Regions from separate parts of the Homo sapiens genome. Here region 1 is linked to region 2. Evidence: read pairs that join two places in POLR2A ChIA-PET (ENCODE). Cell type or tissue: B cell. All regions are shown on one strand. Each heading gives the region's core, and the rest is flanking DNA. Links, peaks and the distances in the headings are about the cores only.

Region 1 (5,388 bases), core at 286-5,285, 70 kb after region 2:
CCAACAGGAATCCTCTGTAAACTAAGATATACAAATAAACTGAACTTCTTAAGTCACAGACACAATTACCAAACTTTTTTCTCCAGCTGTTGTGACAGTACCTGGTAAATTTTATCAGCCTCCTTTGTCACAGAGCATGAAGTTTACAGATCCCAAAGGCCCTAGCTGGGTTGATGGAGAACTTTGCAGTTCCTCTGGGTCAGTATCACAAGCTTCACTTCTCACTGTACAGGATTGAGTGTGCACTGAACACAGGCTTTCCTTGGAAGCTGCTTTTCTCCACTCTTGCAAAATTGGTAAGATGGACTGGTACTCTCGTGATTTTGCTTTTTTCTCATAATGCCAAGTACACCAAAACCAGAACATTTAAACCGAGGATTCTGGTATAGTTTCCTTGTCAATCAAATGAGAGGTTGTAAAGGATTCTTAGATTCCTTCCCAAAAAGTCCATGATACGGGGCAGATTCTGTTTAAGAGCACTTTCTTTGTTTAACACAAAAGAAGTTCTTAGAGTTGTGAAGTAAGAGCCTAGGCTTTCTAGTGAAAAGACCTGGTTGGAGTCCCAGCTCTGTCCCTCCCTAGCTGTATGACCTTGGCTAAGTTACATCCTTAAACCTCAATTTACTTATCTTTAAAATAGGAGCAATATCAATAACTATTTCCCAAGATGGTTGTGAGAATCAAATGAGACAATATATGGCAAATAGTTTGCAAATAGCCAGCATCCCAGGCACTTGTTATGGGGCAAAAGTATTGAGAGTTCATTTATTTCATTGATTCTCCTCTGACTTCCTCCCACAGTTGTCCTTTCTTTCTTCCCTTTTGGGTTTGAGGGAAGCTGCCCTTTGATAACCTACTCCTATAGTTAGGTCCACAGAGAGTTCTCTAAAAGGAACACAATCATTTCAGTACATAGAAATTTTCCAGCATGTAATTTTTCGGGGGCCAGGACAGTCTCAATTTTCATCCTCAAAGAGACCCTTTGTTTCCTGGTGGGCGTTAGCCTAGGATTGCTCAAAGGGGAAGGAATGCTTGACAATTATCAGTCCAAGGAAGAGCCTCAGAGCATGAGAAATGAGGAGGTTGTTCTGCGTGATTCTAGGTATGTGGTTGCTGTACCACTCTAAGCAGATAATCCAGAGTGATAATGAAGTAGTCACAGGGTGAAGCTTCGTATGGGAGGCAGCCGAGGCAGGGCTCACAAATTGAACCTTCCGTTAGCCTTTTTGCATATTTTAAAGAGAGACTTTTAAATCGTGAGATAGCCTTGCCTGGCAGATTCATCGGCCCATATGGGGACCTGTTACGTAACTCGGGAGGCTCAGGAGGGGAAGCTGCTAGAGATGAAAGCTGAAGATCCAAATAGCAGGAAAAGGTTTTTAGTTTATGATTACTGTTTTCCTTCAGCTAATTTTAATTCTGATGAACACAAGGTTTTCTTTAGTACTTTTTGTTCCTCAAATCTTTTTTTTTTTCAGCTGTATTGTTCAGCCAAATATTTCTGAAGCCTCTGTGAAAACAACACTATGATAGCTCATGTAAACAAGTTTCCATGAAAATTGGCTTGAAAAATATATGTAGATGGCAACCTGAAAGACCATTCCCACTGTAAAAATGAAAAGATTTGATTGATTAACAGATAGATAGAAAGAATATTAAGGTTTACAGTTAATCAAAATGGATTAGAATTATGTTAACTCTTACCTTCCTGTTTACTTACTTTTTATTCCTCTAATAACCTAATAGGTGGTATGTCTTGATATATTTTTATACTCTAATGGCAGGATACATCTCCAGTCAAACTTTTTAAAAAGGTCATTTGTAAACAAATAATTACTGATTACCAGTAAATGCCAGTCATTGTGCTAGACAACAGGAATAGATGTGGAATAATATGTGGAAGTCCATATGCAAACAGATTATTACAGGAGGAGCAGAGAGGAAGCAGCCTTGAGTTGCTCTATGAGATCTCTGCCTAGGGGACCTAGGGCAGCTTTCAGAGAAAAGGGGTTATTTGAAGAAGAATCATGGGAGTTTATTTATCAGGTTGAAAACAGAGAGCAATGCTCAAAGGCGTGGAAACGTGAGGAGTGGGGCATGCTAAGAAAATGATGAGCTCACGAGATTCCTTGACTTTTAGCTATAAACGCCTTTGAAGGGGACCAAAAATTGACTTTATATTTAAACTATAAAATAAAAAATCCATACTATGATAAATTAAATTATATCTACACTCATCAGTATTAATTACTTATTTCTCACAATTGTTAATTAAGAACTCAGAGCAAATAGCAATATTAGGCATGACCTATGTTGCTAATGTACAGCCTCCTTGCATCATAGGGGGAAGAGGAAAGAAAACCACTTGAGTCGCCCTCTGCCCAATATAGGTAAATATGGCTGGAATGTAACCATACACGAGGCAAGTGCCTGATTGATAGGTCATTGCCACTTGGACTTTGACCTTTCACCTAAAAAAAACACCTTCTAGTGACATCCAGATGTAAATGCTTGACCATTAGCAAGCAGTTAAGACTGAATCCTTATTTCCCATAAGCTATGTATAAATGGGAAACTTATGAGGATATTTCATCTCATTATTGCAAACAACATGAAAGAAATTTGAGGAAATAATTTAAGCAATTTAATAAAGTTTTTATTCTATCTCCCATTCCTGAAAGTGGTATTTCAAAGTTAGCCTTTCTAACAGGAAATAGAATAGCTTGACAAAAGAAACCACAACTTTATCTAAACAGGCAGCATATTTGTGTGGTGTGGAGTGATACATATGTTCACTGCCCTTTACTGGTTAAACTGTATTTCATTATCGTCTCCTTATTTCCACTTCTAATTCTGGCAGAACTATTTCCTATAAACGGGTCAGCTCTCTAGCTGTTTTGAACATAAGCATTCTTTTAAAATGCCTGATCCCAACTTTATTAAGCAGTGTTTTCCCTCATTCTTAATTTTAGCCCCTCAGGCACACACTTAACAGGTCTTCTGCCATAAATGGGGAGAAAAATAAATTTATTACCAATTCCAATTGCATCATGTATAAGGATATTTATGCCATCTGTGGTTTAACAAAATAACTGCTTCGATTAGAAATATCTATTTTATATTATCGTAGTGTAATGATCCTGTAGAGTTGATCATTATAACATTGTATGAGACTACAGAATGAACACATCCTCCCAAATCAACATTATTTTTTAATCTAATTCATTTTATTAAAAGGTGCTATAATTGGTCAATGTAAAGAATGGATATTTGCATGTTCTTTCATATTACCTTATTTGGTTTTAGTTTAACCTTTACCGGAGTGTAATCTTCTCTGTATTGGCTTAGATCTGTTGAGGCTCCGTAGGTGTCATAGTGTTCCAGAGTGCTGAATCGCATGATGTGGATACTGAACAATTTTAGATAATGGACACCAGTGAAAGTGGCATTAGCCAGGAAACTATATCCAGATGCCTTTGGCAAAGTCCAAAGTCAAAGATAAAGCAATGCATTGTCCTCAGCTGCTTCTTCTCCTTCCTCTTCTTCTCTTTCCCCCTTCTCCTCCTTTGTTTTCTTTTCCTTTTCTTCAATATGGACTAAAGATGGACCAATTACTCTTTCAGGGTACTATTCTTTTCATCTGAAAACTTCAGCTAGGAAAAAGTACCATCAGGATACCTTTATATGATAAGGAAGTCCCCAGTACAGAAGGTTTTGAGAAAACCAGGCTTTGTATGCTTTGTTCTTAAGAAACCAACATCACCAGGACACAATGAGTAAGAGCTACTCTCCATCTCAAAGTTCTGTGTTCTCAAATTTAAGAATGTACCTGGCAGGAATATCCTGAGGGCTTAGGAATGTAAAGAATTATCTTACATTCTAAGACTGGATTAACATGTAACATCCAGCTTAGTTACTTCCTTAAAAAATAAAAAGCTATCCTTATTTTTAAAATAATTTTTTTCAATTTTCCTTCTCCTTCCAAATAAAGGTATAAATACTATTTCAGATTTTCTTTTAGATATAATTTGAGGCAGTAAAGATATACTAAAGTTATTAGAGGTGTCAGAGAATCAGTGTTTTGATGAAAGAGTGAGTTTAAAGTCAAGGTTAAAGAGTGTTCCTTTCAGATCCCTCTTAGAGCCAGACCTTTAGACCAAGGCCTAAAGTTAAAACAGAGAAAGGAGAGAAAGAGAGAGAGAGAGAGAGGGAGAGAGAGAGAGAGAGGGAGAGAGAGAGAGAGAGAGAGTTCAATTTCTTTAATTTTAACAGGGGTGGGTGCAGAGGTGTATAAATGGGCAGATACAGCACAGTGGGGCCACAGGATCCAACAGAGCTTGCAGGTGATCTATTCTCTGTGGGACTCAGATGCCTCAGTTGAGAACTGCAGCTAGTGAAGAACCAAGCTAGTGAAGAGGTCACTGGTCTGGAATCAGTGGTCTAGATCAGAGCTCTCAGATGACAAGAGAAGCCTAGGCCTCTTCCATTATATTAAAATTTGGACAAAATATGCCAAAACAGGATTTATACAAATTTTAATATTTTAAAATTGTTTATAAACTAATGTTTGTAACACTCACATATATAAAATGACTATATTATGATCTCATTTAGTTAAACGTGTGAAAGGTCTAAATTTAAGGAAGCAAAAGAATGATAAGCTCTGGCCAATCATGATTCACTCCCTGGAGTGGGATCCATCCCATTTTAACCATATGGCTGGGAATAGGGGTGAGATATTTTCTGGGAAAAATTAGGTTACTGTGAGGAGAAGTGGGGATAGACACTGAGGAGGCAATTACAGATTCATATGATTATACTTACGGTAGAACTATTTTGCTCCTTTCAAGAAAGAAACATTAAAAAATATAATATCCCAGCCTCCAGAAATAGCAGCTACAACCTGAGAAGATGTTCTTTCCAAAAATGTGAAGCCAGGAGTAGATTTATGGTATCTAATGATTCTCCACATTTGTGTGTGTGTGTGTGTCAGGACACCCATGTTGCACAGGATAACTATGTAGAAGGCATTTACCATACCCTAGTAAGTTAGGTTACAGGTCATATGAAATTGCTGGCATTTCTTTCGCACCCAAGGCTTTGCTTTATACTGGAAGGCAAGTGAGTCAAAGTGAGGATTTCCACCCCCTCCTTTATAAACTAAAAATAGTATTGTCAAACTCCAATATTTAACTCTTATAGATAATGGATACCTTTTGCTCTGGTTCATAATTGATTGAAACACATCAAGATGCTTCTCCACAGTGGTGAAGAACTGCTGCTCTAGAGTCAAGCTTCTCTAGGCCTGAGCAGGTTGTGGTATACTAGGATGTTTTTTGCTGGGTCACAGAACTTCAAGAATTGGTTAGGAGTTCTCTTAAGAGTAAA
Region 2 (5,388 bases), core at 318-5,317:
GTTATGTGCATACGTAGCTGCTTCAGCTTTCGAAAAAGGACAACAAAATGGAAAGGACCATAAGTTATAGATGTCATCAAAGTCTTATGTTTCTACGACTATCAGATCAGATGAGCTTAGTATTGTGGTAGATGCAGTCAGAATGTTAGAGTGCAAAGACAATAGAAAGTTTGGATGAAGCTACCAAAAAGAAAAGTTTCTGTTTGGCCTCTTTTGCTCTTCATAAAGGATTTTCAGCGTCTTTGTTTTGCTACCTGGAATGGCTGCTGTCACCATGATCTCTCAAGCATTTTGTTACTTATTTGTGGGATGTGTGAATAACATGGAAAAATTGCTATGTCATCTGAAGACCTCAAATGATGAGTCCTGAACAGTACAAACTGTTTTTTTTTTTTTAAATACATTTTCAAGAAAGCTTGCTTTCGTTCAGGACAAGAATGCACAACAACCTTGAATAACTTTGTTTTTAACCTTCCCTTATCTCAGGCAGCCTGACAGTTTTGGTGGGGAGCGAAAAGTGAAAGGAATCTGTGAGAACAAATACTGTGGTGTTTCATGATTTTAATTAGGTATTGTATTAAAGAGAAAAATATAATGAACACAAGCACATACACATTTTATTTCCCATCTAACATTAACAGTTAAAGAAAACAATCACTATCAAATTACTTTGTTACAGTCCATAATTACAACTCAGGTTACGCTTAACTGTTATTAACAGAATGTACAGTAATATGTTCTGGCATCGTAATATGTTATTGTAGCATTATAATTAATCTTACAGGAAGTATAATAAATTTACAGTATCAGATTGAAGCAATACTGCATATAGATTTATTAATGCTTTTAATCAGTTCTGGCAAAATTAATTTTGCACTGATTGCTTACATTGGAATTTGCATATACTTAGTGAAAGTAATTTATTTTTTATGGATTCCTTTTTATTAAAATAGGGCATATGGCCCTTTAGCTAAAAAACTTTGTGGATTCTTTAGCTAAAAACATTTCTAAACATTTTGAAATGCCATATATCTTCCCTTTAAGATAATTCTTTCTCTTAAGATTTATTTTTAAATTATATTCTTTAAAATACTTTTTTAACTCTTATTTCAATGATCTATTTTTTGAAACTGTAATATTTATTTCCCTATTGTCATTAGCCTACTTTTCCCCAAGGATCTAAGTTTGAATAAAAACACAGGCCTTGAAAAATATCTACATTGATAAGGGACTGCATTAACATTTCAGAAAGTGTCATGTGAAAATTAAATATCATTGAAAAATAATGAAATTTTACTCTTTGAAAAGTCCAGTAAAAATGGGACAGCACATGAGAATTTTGCCATTATTTCTAAGTGCAACTATGTTACAATACTCCAAAATGCTTTCTGTGCCACGCAATGTATGTGCAGAAAAAAGGCGAGTGCAGATTTTTTAAAAAAACTTAAACTGATATCAGTGTTGTAAGTTCAAAAATAGTATTGAGAAAAATATACCTAAAGTGTCTTTCTATTAAAATATACATGCTTTGTAAGGAAAGGTAAATTATTCACCAAAAAAAATCAAGATGTCTTCATAAAATATATGTTTACTATATCTTAACTTGTCAGGCAATTTGAAATTTTGAATAAACTCATCACTTAAATCTTTATTTTACCTCTTTCAAAAATAGTAAATTAGGTGTTCCTGTAGGTATTGATTAATTTATTTTGCAAAAAATATTTGAAGAATAAGGGAAGAGTGATTTCTTATTCTTATAAGTCTTAACAATAAATATGTTCCTTGGCTTGAAAATTGAGTGAGCCTAACAGTACATAGCTTTCTTTTCCTATGTTAGTGAGTTACATTATGTAAAGCATATTCATGAACTTATATAGATTCTGGGTAGTTCTGATGATATGAAACTAAATTTTTTAAATAATTTAACTGAATATTTTGATATTGCTTGTATCAGGAATTTCTTCACTAAAAGAGCATATATGCAACAGTGTGACCTCTTTGGGCTCAATACAAAAGTGATTTGTACAGTGATTCTGTGATTTTCCACCATAATAAATTGAGAAAGGCAGGTCTTGGTAAAACTTTATAGTCATGTATGAATACCCATATTCAGGTCTTCACCTCCAAGAGACATTCATTTTAATTTATGTCGTTGTTTATCATCAAGGAAGATTTTGAACTTTTGAGAATTGGCCTTTATCTGTCCTAAACCTCTAACATTCCACTGTATCTTAATGAAACGGAGGTTCTGTTCTTTCTGCCCAGGGCTTCTGATAAGTGTTTGCAGACTATGTAAACTTCTGAATAATAACTTTCAGTAAGGCAGGAGTCTTAAACCTCTTAGTATCATTTTGTGCAGTATTATTCTGCTCTGTAAGATAATGTGTTATCAATACTTCATAAGATAACTTTGGCCAGAGAATGAATAAAATTTATAGTCACTTTCAAACTGCTCCCTTTTTTTAGGGTGTGGGTCATAGATCATGCAGCTGTCTGCCAACAGATAATCTTGATGAGTAAAAAGAAGCTAACAGAGAAAAAGGTGGCTTAGTCTAAAACACTTAGGAAGGACTTAAAAAATTATTTCCCAAAGAATTAGGGAGTAAAAAAATTGTAAGTACATTTGTTTACAGTAAAAGAGTGGTCTCTTTGTTTGAGGAATTTTCCTTGCCACCTCAGAAAGTGAAAATTTACTCCTTTTTTTTTTTTTTTTTTAGAAAATTAATGCTGGTGTGATTGTTTAACTTGTGTAACCTGTTCCTTGAGGTAAAATGAGGAAGAAGCATATGATTTGGCCTCTCTTTTCAGTGAAGGAAGGAAGTCCATGGAAATTACTGAACCAAACTAGAGATCTAAAGCAAAAGCCCTTTTGTGACACAGATGAACTCAATAGTGCACTGTGACTATCTGACTTTTGCCACGTCCAGGCTTAGGCCGCCAAGCGGCCAGGGTCAGCAAATTCCACTACCTGAAAATGACAGAAGGCGGCAGGGAAGGGGAATTGAGGCATGGGGAGAAGCAGTTGAAGCATACTAGGGAGGCATGAGGTTCTCTCTCTCTCTCTCTCTCTCTCTCTCTCTCTCTCTCTCTCTCGTGCAGCTAAAGGAAGAGAAGGAAGGAAAAGAGGGTGATCATTGAACGACTTTAGGGGCAAGTCTGGAGTTAGGCGCTGTGGTGTCCAAGCAGAGCCGTGTCTGGTGGCGGCAAACTAGATTGCTCCAAGCATGGAGCGCCCTGCTTGAGGACACTTGTTGTTGGACTGTTTGTTTACATGCAGTTTGGGTGGCAAAAAAAGGGGAAAGTCTGGGTGACATCAGCTGCAAGAAGACTTAACCATATGCCATGTCATCCAACCCCCAATTATTTGAACATTCTGAAGGTTAAGACATCAATCCATCCATTTTTCTTTCTCTTACTCTGAATCGTGACATTATTTTCTCTAGTTCATTGACCTTGTTGGCAATTTACACCACCAATATAAGCCTCAGGATCCTTTTGTAAAATGAGACTTGACACTAAATTAGTCAACTAAAAATTTAAAGGGTAAAGGGTCCCCCCAGCCACCCACTCCTGCCCCTCCCTGTACTAAAGTAGAAAATTTGGACAAGGCACACCATGCGTGTGACTCAATTGTTCTGGCCAAAAAATGGGATGAATAATTTTATTTCATAGATGCTTGGTGATTACTGGACTTTACAAAAGTTAACCACTAGTTAAAAAAAAAAAAAAAAAAAAAAAAAAATATATATATATATATATATATATATATATACTGCTTTTGGGTACTGAGGTTGAACAATTGGTCGGGGATAATTCCATAAAATGGATTTAAGTATTTAACAAATAATGTAAATGTATAGAGCAGGCCTAAAATTTCTCCACTGCCTTTGAGTATACCTTTAGAAGTTTACAAATACATGAGGATAAAGCAGTTTCAATAAAATGATCAATTGTACAAAGTATAGAAATATACCAAGCGTCTCTTAAGTAAATGATTACAACATTTAGAAGTATTCATGAGTTTGACATATGCAAAGCAGCCTATCTCTCATGAGTCTGAGTTCCAGCCTCCCTGAACCTTTGTGCATTTCATAGGCTGGTGAACAGCCCAAACATGTAAATAAATAGCCATTCAAAGTGCAAGCATTTTTAAAAGTTTAAAACTCCACACAAGTTCTTTTACAAAAGAGTCCACCCTTTTATGTACCTTTAAAAACATTTAGCCACTTTATTCTTTTGTGTCTTTGAAGAGAAAAAAAATTAATAAAGTTGTAGGATCCTTTTGAATTTAGAAAATGTTGGCAATGTTGGAAAGAAAGACATTCAGCATTTCAAAGTTCTGGTGGGGAAGGAAAAAAAAGATTCTGAATAAAACAATTTTATGTGATTTTGCAGGTGGTTTGAGCTATCATTTTATATGTACGTTTGTACCACTGCTCATTGGAATGTTCATATAATACTGACCTAATTATGCATAGAAAAAGATAAGCCATTTACTTGATTCATTTCTTCTTTTTAAATCAAGAAAGGAACAAAAAGGCTCCTATTTTCTGAAAGAAATTGTTCGCTTTTATTGCAGAAAAGTAGCAGCTTGTGCAGAGCTAGAACTGTAACAATTTTATATTCCAAAGGTTTTGTGTGTATTCGGTTAGTTACAGTAATTATACCCAATAACTGACAGCCAAAATCACGTAGGAGAAAGCAAAGGCTGTTTTCTCACACAGGCCCTGCTGCAGAACATCTGCTGAGAGATTTGCATATTAATTAACCCATATTAACTCTAATTATTCTGGGAAATTATCAAATAAATTGAATTTTCTAATTTTAACCTTTCTTTTACTTGACGCGTGTCGAGGCTGAGAGGACGCACCAGGCCGTCTCACCTGGGCAATGAGCAAAAGATCTTTTCTACCCCTTTTGCTCCTTTAGACCTGGGGCAGCCTGGGGAGCTTTTGTGTGCCTTGTGCTTTTTTGGCTTCTGTGCCTGGTAGGGTCTCCATGCATTTGTTGAGAGAGGGAACATGTGTGCTTGTGAGCACAGATGGTGGATTTATACAGGGGTGAGGAAAGGTGGTACCTCAGAACAGTTGAGCAAACCTTAAGTTTTTTTTTTTTTTTTTTTTTCTTCCTCCCAGCCTGTTGTTTAGGCCTGAGCAAATAAATGGGAGTTTAATTCAATTAGAGCCTGGCTGTAGTCAGTGCCTCATGACAGAAATTATTCAATATTTTTCCCCTCACATTGTTTGGTTTACACATCACTGACTCCCTTCCTTTTGTACTCTGTTTAGAGTGGCCATAATGTGTTGAGCTTTTGTGTCTGCCATGTCACTGTCCCTTTCACCGTTGTCTGGTTTTGTCAATTGTGAGGTGCAATGATGCTGTTTTGAA

The links. ChIA-PET counts read pairs that join two places held together with the same protein. Peaks named below come from ENCODE experiments on the same cell type or tissue, not always from the same donor. Only the 100,000 strongest peaks of a DNase experiment are listed, where the experiment ranks them.
Region 1: POLR2A ChIA-PET joins it to region 2 with 5 read pairs; 2 of 35 experiments call an interaction of 5 or more read pairs at or near these places.

The regions. Positions count from the first base shown.
Region 1 is chr2:144,368,473-144,373,860 of GRCh38, reverse strand. No RefSeq gene overlaps it. Among named protein-coding and RNA genes, the nearest start is that of QTMAN, 39 kb to the right of the region's middle. In B cell, for the core only: no CTCF peak of the experiment used is centred there; no DNase peak of the experiment used is centred there.
Region 2 is chr2:144,438,870-144,444,257 of GRCh38, reverse strand. All of the region lies in intron 2 of ZEB2 (zinc finger E-box binding homeobox 2), which reads left to right. Among named protein-coding and RNA genes, the nearest start is that of ZEB2-AS1, 78 kb to the left of the region's middle. In B cell, for the core only: no CTCF peak of the experiment used is centred there; no DNase peak of the experiment used is centred there; H3K27ac peaks cover 913 bases.